Regions from separate parts of the Mus musculus genome. Here region 2 is linked to region 1. A link is a loop called in an ENCODE intact Hi-C map of the cell type or tissue named here. Cell type or tissue: heart. All regions are shown on one strand. Links, peaks and the distances in the headings refer to the core of each region. The heading gives the core; the rest is flanking DNA.

Region 1 (5,820 bases), core at 106-5,105:
GTGCTGGGCCTGCATTTGGGTGGTTTGCTTATAAACACCAGTGCTGTGGTGGGTGGAGAATCACATAAACAACTGGGCTATAGCAATGCAGAGAGGTCGGGACCATGCATTTCACAGAAAACCTTTACAGGGTGTATCTTCCTCCCTCTGCGTTCTAGCTGCCATTCAGCAGTGGCGCTCAGAAGGACGGATAGCTGCCTGGCTACACATCCCCATCCTGCAGAGCCACTTCATTGCCCCTGCTGCTTCCCTGGGCTTTTGCTTCCACCACGCAAAACCCCATTCCTCAACACTGACTCTGTGGCTGGGAGAAGGACCCAGCAGACTCCCGGGATATGCTACACACCAAGTTGGAGTTGCAGGTCAGTTTTGGACTCAGGAACTGCCTTTTCACAAGTTTACCATGTCTCCTTGAAGCTGGGCTGCTAGTCTGTCAGTGAATGCTGGTCAGTGAGTGCTGTGTGACTGTGCAACGGTGGTGTCGTGCTTTTCAAAAAAGAAAGGGTGTCTGCCCCGTGAATTACAGGCTAGCATAGAAAACAAGTGGAAAAGCAGCCTTCCCAAAGGCTACATTTAACATGCTTCACACAGATATTTGAGCTTCTATTCTCAGTAGTGACACTGAATTGGGAGAAGGAAATAAATTATACTCCTTAAAGCATATGTCAGTACAAGGAAACATGAAATTCTCCAGAAAGTAACTTTTTTAGTGGGGAGAGGTTATGGTGATTTGAGTATATTGCAGTCAGACACGTGTGCGCTAGCAAACCTAGAGCATGTTCAAGAAGGCAAGACTAGATTTGAAAAGGTAAAACTGTGAGTATTCATTCAGGTACTTCAAAGAGTAATCTGCGGACACAGCCATTAAGGAGCATGGTGGCATTGGTCAAAGGGTGGGCGTGTCCTCATGGGGTACTCCATGCTCTGGCTGTGGCCAGCTGTGGTCCCAGCCATCGTTTGTGATAGTTGCTGTCAGGCGTTCATGTTAAGGACTTGCCCTTCATAACCTCCCAGCTTTATTTCCTTTTTGACACAAGGAACCCCATTTTGATTCTGATGAAGTTCATGACTGTTTCTGCCTAAATATGCGCTAAATTATAACATTGTATAGGAAAACTTTTAGGTTGAACTTGAAGCAAGGCAAACTAACCATATGCTTATTTGATTATTACTTCCTAAGACTTTACATGGTTAATGGGTCAAGTGGTAGCAGCTTAAGATAGAACAATGGAGCTAGGTTAGAGCCTTGAACAGTCAGCTTCAGAAACAGGAAAACCTCATTGCAGAGGGCATCGAAATCGCCTAGAGTGTTTTCTAAAATGAATGGCTACTTCTGTACCCACAATTCTGATTACAAATTTCTCTGCCAGCTGTTGCTACTGCTGTTCCCAGGAAGTCCTTGAGTTCCTAAGGTGGGTAAAAAACTAAAATAGTAAAGAATCCTTAAATAAATAAAAGAAGATTGCAGATTAATTATTACCTTAGTAATTTGCATTTTTGTTTCCGTATAATGTATACATGGCTTTACATGTATAGTCTGCATACCTACAGTGTCTAAAGAAGCTGGTTGGGGGTGTCCACTAATATCTATCTGTAGCCTTCCTGCCCTGCAGCAAATAGACATTCAGAAACTTTCTATGGGCTCTACCTCAAAAGATTCTACCCAATAATTTGGTGATGGCCTGTTGTATCATTAGAAAGTCATGCAAAACTATTTTGTGTCTGTGTGTGTAAGGTGGATACCAGAGGACGGCACTGAGTGTCATTCCTCAGGTACCATCCACCTTGCTAGATAGCAAGCCCCAGGGATCTTCCACCTCCTAACACTGCATCTATCTACAGATGCACCTATGCACCTCACTGTACCTGAGTTTTTATATGGATGCTAGGGATCTGAACCCAGTTCCCCACGCTTGTCTGGGAAGCATTTTACTGACTTCAGAAAACTTCCCAAACCTACTGTATAACATAGGGACCTCCCCCATGTCAATTCCACCAGTCTATGTTTCTTTATCCAGATTTTTTAATAGTACCCAATGCAAGCTAGTTATACATGTACTTAGTCTCCCCAGCAGTATGCACAGTTCATGAAGCCAGCCATTCTGTGTGTTGTTCACCATGTTTACTTGGGATAAAGACAGAGCAAGTACGAAGTAGGGCCCGAGCGTGCCATGGATAGATGGACTAACGGGTGTAAGGAGGGTGGACTGATGGATGGATGGGTGATGATATCATCGAGCAGGAGGGAGTTGCTATGTCTTGATGGAGCAGTGCTGTTTATGGGAGTGCCCATTTGGAATAAAGCCCAGCTCTCCCGCTGATGGCTGTGTGGACTCCGTCACCTGAGCTATTGCACAGGAGACACACAGTGCCTAATATGCTTTCGGAACTGTTTAATTCCAGTCTTGTCTTAGTTTAGCTTTATACTGTGGCCAGCAGGGGTCGCTCGGATTGTGCTTACTATCTTTTCTCTCTGAGTTGGTGCTGTCAGTGAATACTGTAAAGAGCCGTGGGATAATCACAAGTCCTCAGTTCTAGACTTAGGTTCCTTGGCATCCTGTCCCTTGGATGTCCAGTTAGATTTGCATCTTACGATCCTTTCCTCACGAGAGTTAAGATCCTTACTGCTCTCCTTTCTAGCCTCGAAGAGTACCAAGTGCAGTGTTTCATTTTAGCTACTTTTTAATGTTTGAATTTTAAAAATGTATTTTATGTATGAGTGTGAGAGTGTGTGTGTGTGTGTGTGTGTGTGTGTGTGTGTGTGTGTGTGTGTGAGGGAAGGGGTGCAAGTACCCATAGAGACTAGGAAAGAGCCTCAGATCCTGGAGCTGGAGTTCCAAGGAGTTATAAGCCATCTGAAGTGAGTGTGGGAACTGAGCTTGGGTCCCCTGCCAGGAGAGTATAGGTTCTTAACCTCTGAGCATCTGTCCAGCCCCTCAGTTACAAACAAGCTCTCTTTTCACATGGTTCACCTATGTATGCTTGTTTGTGGTTGCTTTTTCCACTTTCTGCTCTGAATAACTTAGCTTTCATTTGTCTCCTCTCCATTGGACACAGTGAAAAGTTGTGTTGTGTTTTCCACTGTATTTCCAGCACCTGGTAAAATACCGTATACATAATAGGAGCTCAGCTAATATGGAAAGGACTTCTGTATGTTACATAGAAAGACTCAGAAAGGAATATTAAAAGAGCAGATAAATATATAAAAAATGCCTATATCCCATAAGGATATGTTGAAGTTAGCCCATTTCAAGGGTTCTAGTACAAATCACTAAAGTGTTATTTATGGTTTTGACCCAGGATTTGCCCAAACAAAACTACTAAAAATAGGGGGCTGGAAAGATGACTCCGCAGTTACAAGCACCCGATGCTCCTCCAGAGGACCAGAGTTTGATTCTTGGCATCCACATGACTCAGAACCATCTGTACTCCAGTCCCAGCTGACCTGCTACCCCCTCTGGCCAGAGGCAGGGCATGCACACAGTACAGACATTCTGTAGGCAAGCCACCCATAGTAAGATAAAGGGGGAAAATCTAAACAGTAAAAAGAGGAAAGAGGAAGGACAGTGGTTTTGGTCCTAGCATCTGGCAGAGTCCAAAGTGCACGGAGCAGTGTATATGATGGATGAGTAAATGGAAGTGCTGGGCTGGAGCTTTAGGCATGAAAATAAAGCCTTCCAAATGTGTGTGTGTGCTCTAGGACAGATGCACACACAGTAAGGAAATGTAACTGGCTTCAGGCAGGTCGTTATGGATATTGAGATAGTTGGGATCTGAACAGCCAGGAGGCAGAGATCTGAAATCTGTGCTGTGCTTCAAAAAGTAAGAATTAGAGCAGAAAGGCCAGTGTGTCCTCAGTGCTTTAAGCACTGCAGTGTGAATGCTTGAATCATATTAGAATCCTAATCCCTGGGGTGATGGCAATAATAGATGAGGCCTGCACAAGTGGCTTGGTCCTATGGGCGAAGCTTTAATAAGACATTGGAGCCCTTAACAACAGTGGCCTAAGAGGCCCAGCCTTAGGCCCCTGTGGGAATGCTCTCTGTGAGAAGTAGCTCTTCCAAGACACCTGTATGTTGGCACTTTGACCCTGGACTTCTTAGCTTCTCAACCTGTGAGAAAGAGAGAGTTCTAAGTTCTCAGTAGACAGTTATTTAGAGAGCCAGATGGGCTGCAGCTTGCACTCTCACTTGTGTAACCACCAAAGAAAATGTTACTAAAGGATAAAAAAAGATCTTCATTTGGGTCATGAAGACATAGACAGTCATGCCAGTGATTATTGTACAAATTTAACACACACATTCCAAACTTTTGGAAGAAAGGAAGGGAGGGAGGGAGGTGGGTGAATAGGAGTAAAAGAGAGGGGGAAGAAGGGAGGGAGGGATGGGAGAGAGAGAGAGAGAGAGAGAGAGAGAAAGAGAGAGAGAGAGAGAGAGAGAGAGAGAGAGAGAATGAGAATGAGAATGAGTGAATACTAGTCAATTGAGTAATGACCTCCTTGCTGGAGAGGTGTTTTATAGTCTTCATGACTGAGGTATCTAAACCAGGCCTTCAAATAAAGGATTTTAATGGGTGACCACCAGTTATTATGGAGGAATTGAAGGAAAATGAATTAATATTTTGTGATTATCTCCCCCTCCTCAAAAGGTGCTGTATTTGATGTTAGCACCAGGAAAGTACTGGTTGTACAAGATCGAAATAAAGTAAGTTGTTTCTGCCTTATAGATTGCTTTCCAAAGTGTTCTCTCTAGAGAAACATAAAATGTAGACATGTTGATACCACTAAGGGACTGCAGAAAGGTACTTCAATAGTTATTTCTAAGCAGTTATGGGACATCTAGATACCTATCTAAATAAAGCTGTGACACAGACCTAAACCTGTCAGCATGAGCCTCAGCGTTGTGCTTACTTCATGGCTGTAGAGCATTACAGTCGCTAGTGCTTAATTGGGAAGACACATTATTGAGGTAGCATCCAATCAGGCACCATTCTCAGTGTTGCAGGAGCTGTGCTCCCAGTACTGAGAGAACAGAGATTGAAAACACGTGACCCCAGCAGGCCTGCAGCACAGTCTTTGGTCTGTCCTAGAATGGATACTGACATTTAACTCTGCCCCAGGAGCCTCCAGAGATGCCTCAGGGAAAGTAACATTACAAATTCAGTCTAGAAGAGAGAGTAGGAACCTACCAGGTTAAGAAAGAGGAGGGAGGGGAGGGAAGGGGGGGAGGAAAGGAGAGGCAGGCAGGGTTAGGTGCTGGAGAAATGGCTCAGCAGTTAAAGCACTTGCTACTATAGCAGTTTTGCTAATAGCAGCCATGTCAGGCAGCTCACAAGCACCTCTAACTCCAGCTTCTGGGAATCTGATGCCTTCTTCTGTGCCCTGCAGGTGTCATGATCCATGTGGAATGCACGAACACACACACACACTCATACACGTAGATAAAAAATTTAAACTTAAAGGATAGAGCGATAAACCAAGAAATTAGAATTGACAGTGTGAAGGCACAGAGCTCAGCCAGAGGCTGCCATCACTGTGATCAGGAATGTTGGCAGGGGTCTGACCTGAGAGAGACTGGGTAACAGTAGTAAAGGCTAAAAAAAAGAGTCCTAAGATACTAAGAGAAGAGCCACTGTTAGAAACGCTTTCATGCTCAGGAATGATGTCAAAGTGAAGGAGCAATGCTTTTTCTACCTCTGTGGTGCTGCCCCTGAGCTATAGCCAGCATAGCAAGAGCATTGATTTTTATACTTTCTGACCCTTCTTTAAATATTGCTGGATAATTAAATATGTCCTCATCATATATAGTTAGTATAACATAG
Region 2 (5,398 bases), core at 1-5,000, 550 kb after region 1:
GAGACTTAAAACTTTAGATTTTTTTAAACAGTTTAATACCAAAAGGTATTTTTGAAGTTGGACTAGAAGCATTATGCATTATGCAGTATGATATGGCCACAAGTTGGTGAGGCCAGGGAGTGAAATGTGGTGGTTTGAATACTCAAAGTTGGTAAAACTGTTTGGCAAGGCTTAGGAAGTGTAGCCTTGAAATGGGTGTGTCAGTGGAGGTAGGCCTTAAGATTTCATAAACTAGTGCCATTCCTAGAATGCACTCTGCCTCCTGATTATGGATCAAGATCGAAGCGCTTGGCTGCTGCTCTAGCCACTGCCACCATGCCTTTGTTCCACCATCATAGACTCTAACCCTCTAGGACCATAAGCCAAATTAAACTGTCCTTTATGTTGCCTTGGTCATGGGGTCTTATCACAGCACTGAAAGGAAACTAATACAGTCTTTAATAGGAAGAGCATATTCTGGCATAAGGCAATGGATCAAGGCCACAGAGTATCCACAGATCTATGGCTATCCAGCTCAGCCACAACTCATTGTACACCAACTGCATCATGAAGAGAAGCTGAAAGCTAATGTAAGAACCTGCTGAATAATCTTCACACAGCAAATAATTCAAGAGAAACAGAGGCACTTCTTTTCTCTTCCTCTACTATTTCATTCTTTACCAGAAGCTCAAAATGGTCTCTGCTATATAGTACTTTATAAATATCTATTAAATGAATTCAATCGTTTTTATCCATGTCTTTTACTATTCTCTTTAGAACCCAAAATTTAAAAAAAAGAGAGAGAAAGAAAGAAAGAGAGAGAAAGGAAGAAAACATTTCAAGTTGGGTAATTGTTGCAAACCTATACCAAGAAGCTGAGGCAGGAGAATCTCTAGTTCCAGGCAAGCCTTGGCTGCAGAGATCTTTATCTGTACTTAAAAGGCAAATTACTACAACAATAACAAGCGCACACAGAGACATATAAATATTCTTTTCTAAGCATTTTGTAAACATGAGCAAATAATAGAGCAAGCAAAAGAAAAGCAAACTGGCACCCGGCGATGGTTGGTCCCTCCCCTGGGCGTTCCTATGCCAATGCAAAAGTTAAGCACTTGAGTTAATTATCAATCAGGTATCCAGGTATCAGCAGTCCAAAATGCAGATGGAATGATTTGTGGGTCACAGATGGACTGAATCACAAATGAAGCATAAAGTTAACTTTTCTCTATCTGGACTTTAATAAGAAATTAGATTTTTTTTAAATCTTAGGCAGAAATACTTACACAAGATTTCTTGTTTTATTTTGTTTAGTTTTTTAATCTTCAATGTTGTTTATCTTTCCTCTTCTGAAGGTCCTTCTGCAGCGCTTCATCTTAACAAGTCTGAAAAGACCAGCATATCAATCAATTAGAAAAGGTATCCTAACTTTGTTGGTAGAGCAACCGTTTCAAACTAAATTATTTAAACACACCAGGAAACTCTTCAGTATTTGGTCCAATGTTACATTCCTACACCTCAAATAAGACTAAAATAATTTAAGAACCACTTTATATGTAAAAGAAACATAGGAGTCCACGAGGTAGGAGTCAGGATGCTAATGGTGACGTTCTACCTGCGAGGCACACTTAAAAGTGCAGCCTTGAAAGAATGTTTCTACTGACACCGAGTCTGCTGGAAAGAACTGTGCCTTCATTTCCTCTCTACTCTGGGCACCTGGCACATTTTATCACAGGGCACTTGCCTTGCAAACTTTTAAGGCATTTGAGTAATGGGGGGGGGGTGGCATGCTAACTGAGGGGCCATAAAGTGAGAAAGTCAGGTTTGAAACAGTTCTGTTCCAAGGTTCTCAGCTACAAAGTGGGGAAAGGCTTCACCTTTTTGTTACAAACTGTATGAGCGCATATTAAAATAGCACATAGCAGTCATTGCTAAGTCAAATATTCTGACTAACTCATCCACTTTTATACTTGTCAGATTAAATCTGCTTCGTTGTCATGCACGGGATGAAAGCAGCAACGCGAAACCACCTGAAACCTACTTTCTCCGTTCCAGAACCCATGACTGCTCAGAGGAAATTTACAAGAATTCGTCCCCTTTACCGGACATCCCACTGTCAACACCACAACCGATGGGGCGAGGAAGGAAGAAATCTAATATTCCCCGGATGGAAGATAACCCTTGTGGACCTTCCTCTGGCAGGAGAGGTGTCCACTCAGGTATGCCCTACCAGACGAGGGCCGAGCCAACCCGGGGCGCTCGGCCCTGCCCACCCCGCCAGGTCCGCGCGCCCGCCCCCCCCGCCCGCAACCCCAGCACCCGGCTGTCAGGGCCTGCTAGGCCTCCACCTTAACCTCCGACCTCCGACCTCCGACCCCCAGGCCCGCGCCACAGCCGCGACCCCGCAAACCTTCCAGACTCACCCGGAAAGGCGCTGCCCACCTCGCCACCTCCCAGCCCTCACCGCGCGCAGCCTCTCGAGCTCCTCTCACTTGACAGCACAACAGCCCCGAGTCGGGACCTCCGCTGATGCTTACACCCTCAGCCTGTAGCACGTCCAGCTCGGCCCGCCGCCTCGGACACCCATGGGGCGGAGGAGTAGAGCCGAGGCAGGAGTGGAGGCCAGCGGCACCGCAGCTGCGTCAACTGGCAGCGTATCACGTCAAGGCGCCAGCGCCTCCGTGTACGCCACTCTGGCCCCGCCCAAGAACCGAGTTAGCCCCGCCCCTCACTGGCACCAGGCCCGAACGGAGAAGCGCCGCTTGGGCCGGGGGCGGGGCCGGGGCGGGGCGGGCCGGGGCGGAGGCGGGGCCTTGGAAGGCCGGGGCAGAGGACAGGGCTTAGGCCCTAGGGATGAGATCTAGGTCAATGGGGCAAAGCCTGAGCTTCAGGACCAAACTAAAGACTAAAGTTGGAACCTGTGCCTAGAGGCGAATCCTGTTTTTACAAGAGAACAGGCCTGAGCAGAGGGGCGGGGCCATGTCCACAGGGCGTAGCCTAGTCTGAGAGACACAGGTCACTACTGATTTGAAAACTACCTTGTTCCAGATTCCAATTGTGGCGTGGGGGTTGTAAACATCGTCCTGATAATGTAGACAGTATAATCAACGTAGGAAAAGGAAGCCAGAAAAAGGAGAGTCTGCTAGCTATGGCATGCATCTCACAGAAGATGCATTTGATGTATGAAACACTGACCTAGGAAATTAACCAAATATTTTAATTTTTCACAAATTAAAACCTAAGGCTCAGGAAGTTGAAGTACTTTGTCAGTTTAGAGATCTAGGATTTGAGCCCCAGCGCCACAGCTTCCAGTACATTCTCTACACTACCTGTCAATATCTAAGCCTCTGGTTCTAAGAGTTCAGGTCACTCAACATTTCCACTTGGGGGTGGGAGCATCCACTTTTAAACAGATGTGAAGCCAGATATAATAAATAAATAAATAAAGTCTTAGCAAGAGTTCTTTGAACTAGAAGTGACTGAGATATGATTCAGTTTCCCCAAAACAAAACAAAACTGAAACTAAATTGCTCCAGAGATAAGAAGATCTTAGGATAGCAAGAAGAGAAGTATAATTCACAGCAGACTTCCTCTACAGTGAGTGAGGAATTGGAGAATCTGAACACTTACTTGTCTCCTTTCTTCTTATCCCCTGAGGAAGAGCCACCCTGAGCTACAGGTGTAAAAGAGATGACATCTTCAAGATGAGTTATTCATCGTAGAGCTTTTCTATTCCAAGGGCCTCTAACCCTGGGAAGATGATTAAGCAAAGAGTTCAGGGTGGCTCAGGAAATTTACATAGCAACACTTCCTGGCTCTTGAACCTTCCCCCTACTTTGACTTTTCACCAGCATGTGAAAAATGCAGATGGTGTCAGAAAAAGAAAAAGAAAAAAAAACTGCCTCCAGCAAATACAATGTGAACTTCTCTAGCTGGACATAGCTAAAGTATGCATAGCATCCCAGCACATTGGAAAAGCCTGGGTTTGAGACCAATAGAGAAACTTCTGGACCAGCCTGAGCTACATCAAAAAGAAAAAAAAAAAAAAGAATTTCATAACAAAAACCAGGTAATGATATTTTGTGCTATAACTTTTTTTCTTTGAAATCACAGCCAGTTCACAGGAAGTAGCAGTCATACAAAATGTTCTTTTCCACTCCCTCTGATGGTTCTGCCTTATATGAGTATAGTACAATATGAAAACATACTTTACGCTGGTATGATGTGGCTCTATGCCACTTTGTCACGTCTAAGTTCATGTAACCATCACAGCACATCATACAGAGATTTCCTTCCTACTGTTCTTTATGGTCATTTCCCACTCTTTCTCAAGGCCTATCCCTAATCCCTGGTGTGCTGGATAGTTTTAGGTTAACTTGACACAAGCTAAAGTCATCTGAGAGGAGGGAACCTTAATTATAAAAATGCCTACATAAAATCTGGCTGTAGGCAAGTCTATAGGACATTTTCTTAGTAGTGATTGATGGGAGAGGGCTCAGCCCTTGTAGGTGGTGCTATCCCTGTTGGGTCCTGGGCTCTATAAGAAAGCAGGCTGAACACGCCACGGGAAGCAATCCAGTAAGCAGCACCCCTCCATGGCCTCTGCATCAGCTCCTGCCTACAGGTTCCTGCCCTGCTTGAGTTCCTGCCCACTATTGTCTTAGTCAGGGTTTCTATTCCTGCACAAACATCATGACCAAGAAGCAAGTTGGGAAGGAAAGGGTTTATTCAGCTTACATTTCCACATCGCTGTTCATCACCAAAGGAAGTCAGGACTGGAACTCAAGCAGGTCAGGAAGCAGGAGCTGATGCAGAGGCCACGGAGGAATGTTCCTTCCTGGCTTGCTTCCCCTGGCTTGCCCAGCCTGCTTTCTTATAGAACCAAGACTACCAGCCCAAAGATGGTCCCACCCACAAGGGGCCCTTCCCGCCTTGATCACTAATTGAGAAAATGCCCCACAGCTGGCTCTCATGGAGGCATTTCCTCAACTGAAGCTCCTTTCTCTGTGATAACTCCAGCTGTGTCAAGTTAACACAAAAACAGCCAGTACACCAATGCTTTTGGTGTTATGTGATGTTTGACCGAACTGTGAATGAAGTTAACCCTTTCCTCCCCAGGCTACTTTTAGTCATGGTGTTTCATTACAGCAAGAGAAACCCTAAGACACCTGACAACCACTCTCTGGGTCCTTGTGACTATGCAGAAAAATTTGACGACCAATGTGTCCATCAAAAAGGAAAAGACCAAGACCATAAGCACGCTCAGCACTTACGTCCTTCAAGCTGTCAATTTATGGCCGACCACTGATCGGGAGATCAAGTAAGTTTCAACACTAGTGACCTCACAGGGAAGACTTCCACATGATTTGTCTCCCTAGAGACAAATCCAAGTGATCAACCCTCACAAGCCAGGATGAGGATG

Evidence for each region. Hi-C counts contacts between places; a loop is a spot of excess contacts. Peaks named below come from ENCODE experiments on the same cell type or tissue, not always from the same donor. Only the 100,000 strongest peaks of a DNase experiment are listed, where the experiment ranks them.
Region 2: it touches region 1 in a loop (4-fold over the local background); 2 of 42 quality-filtered maps call a loop at or near these places.

What each region holds. Positions count from the first base shown.
Region 1 is chr3:37,411,243-37,417,062 of GRCm38, reverse strand. It overlaps Nudt6 (nudix (nucleoside diphosphate linked moiety X)-type motif 6), which reads left to right. Exons shown (of 5, transcript NM_001291044.1): 2 at 159-362; 3 at 4,648-4,703. Among named protein-coding and RNA genes, the nearest start is that of Nudt6, 5.4 kb to the left of the region's middle. In heart, for the core only: a CTCF peak has its summit at 2,431 (motif pointing right); a DNase peak (open chromatin) is centred at 2,302.
Region 2 is chr3:36,860,350-36,865,747 of GRCm38, reverse strand. It overlaps 4932438A13Rik (RIKEN cDNA 4932438A13 gene), which reads right to left and starts at 2,642. Exons shown (of 86, transcript NM_172679.2): 1 at 2,400-2,642; 2 at 1,263-1,361. In heart, for the core only: no CTCF peak of the experiment used is centred there; a DNase peak (open chromatin) is centred at 2,717; H3K4me3 peaks cover 1,643 bases; H3K27ac peaks cover 1,074 bases.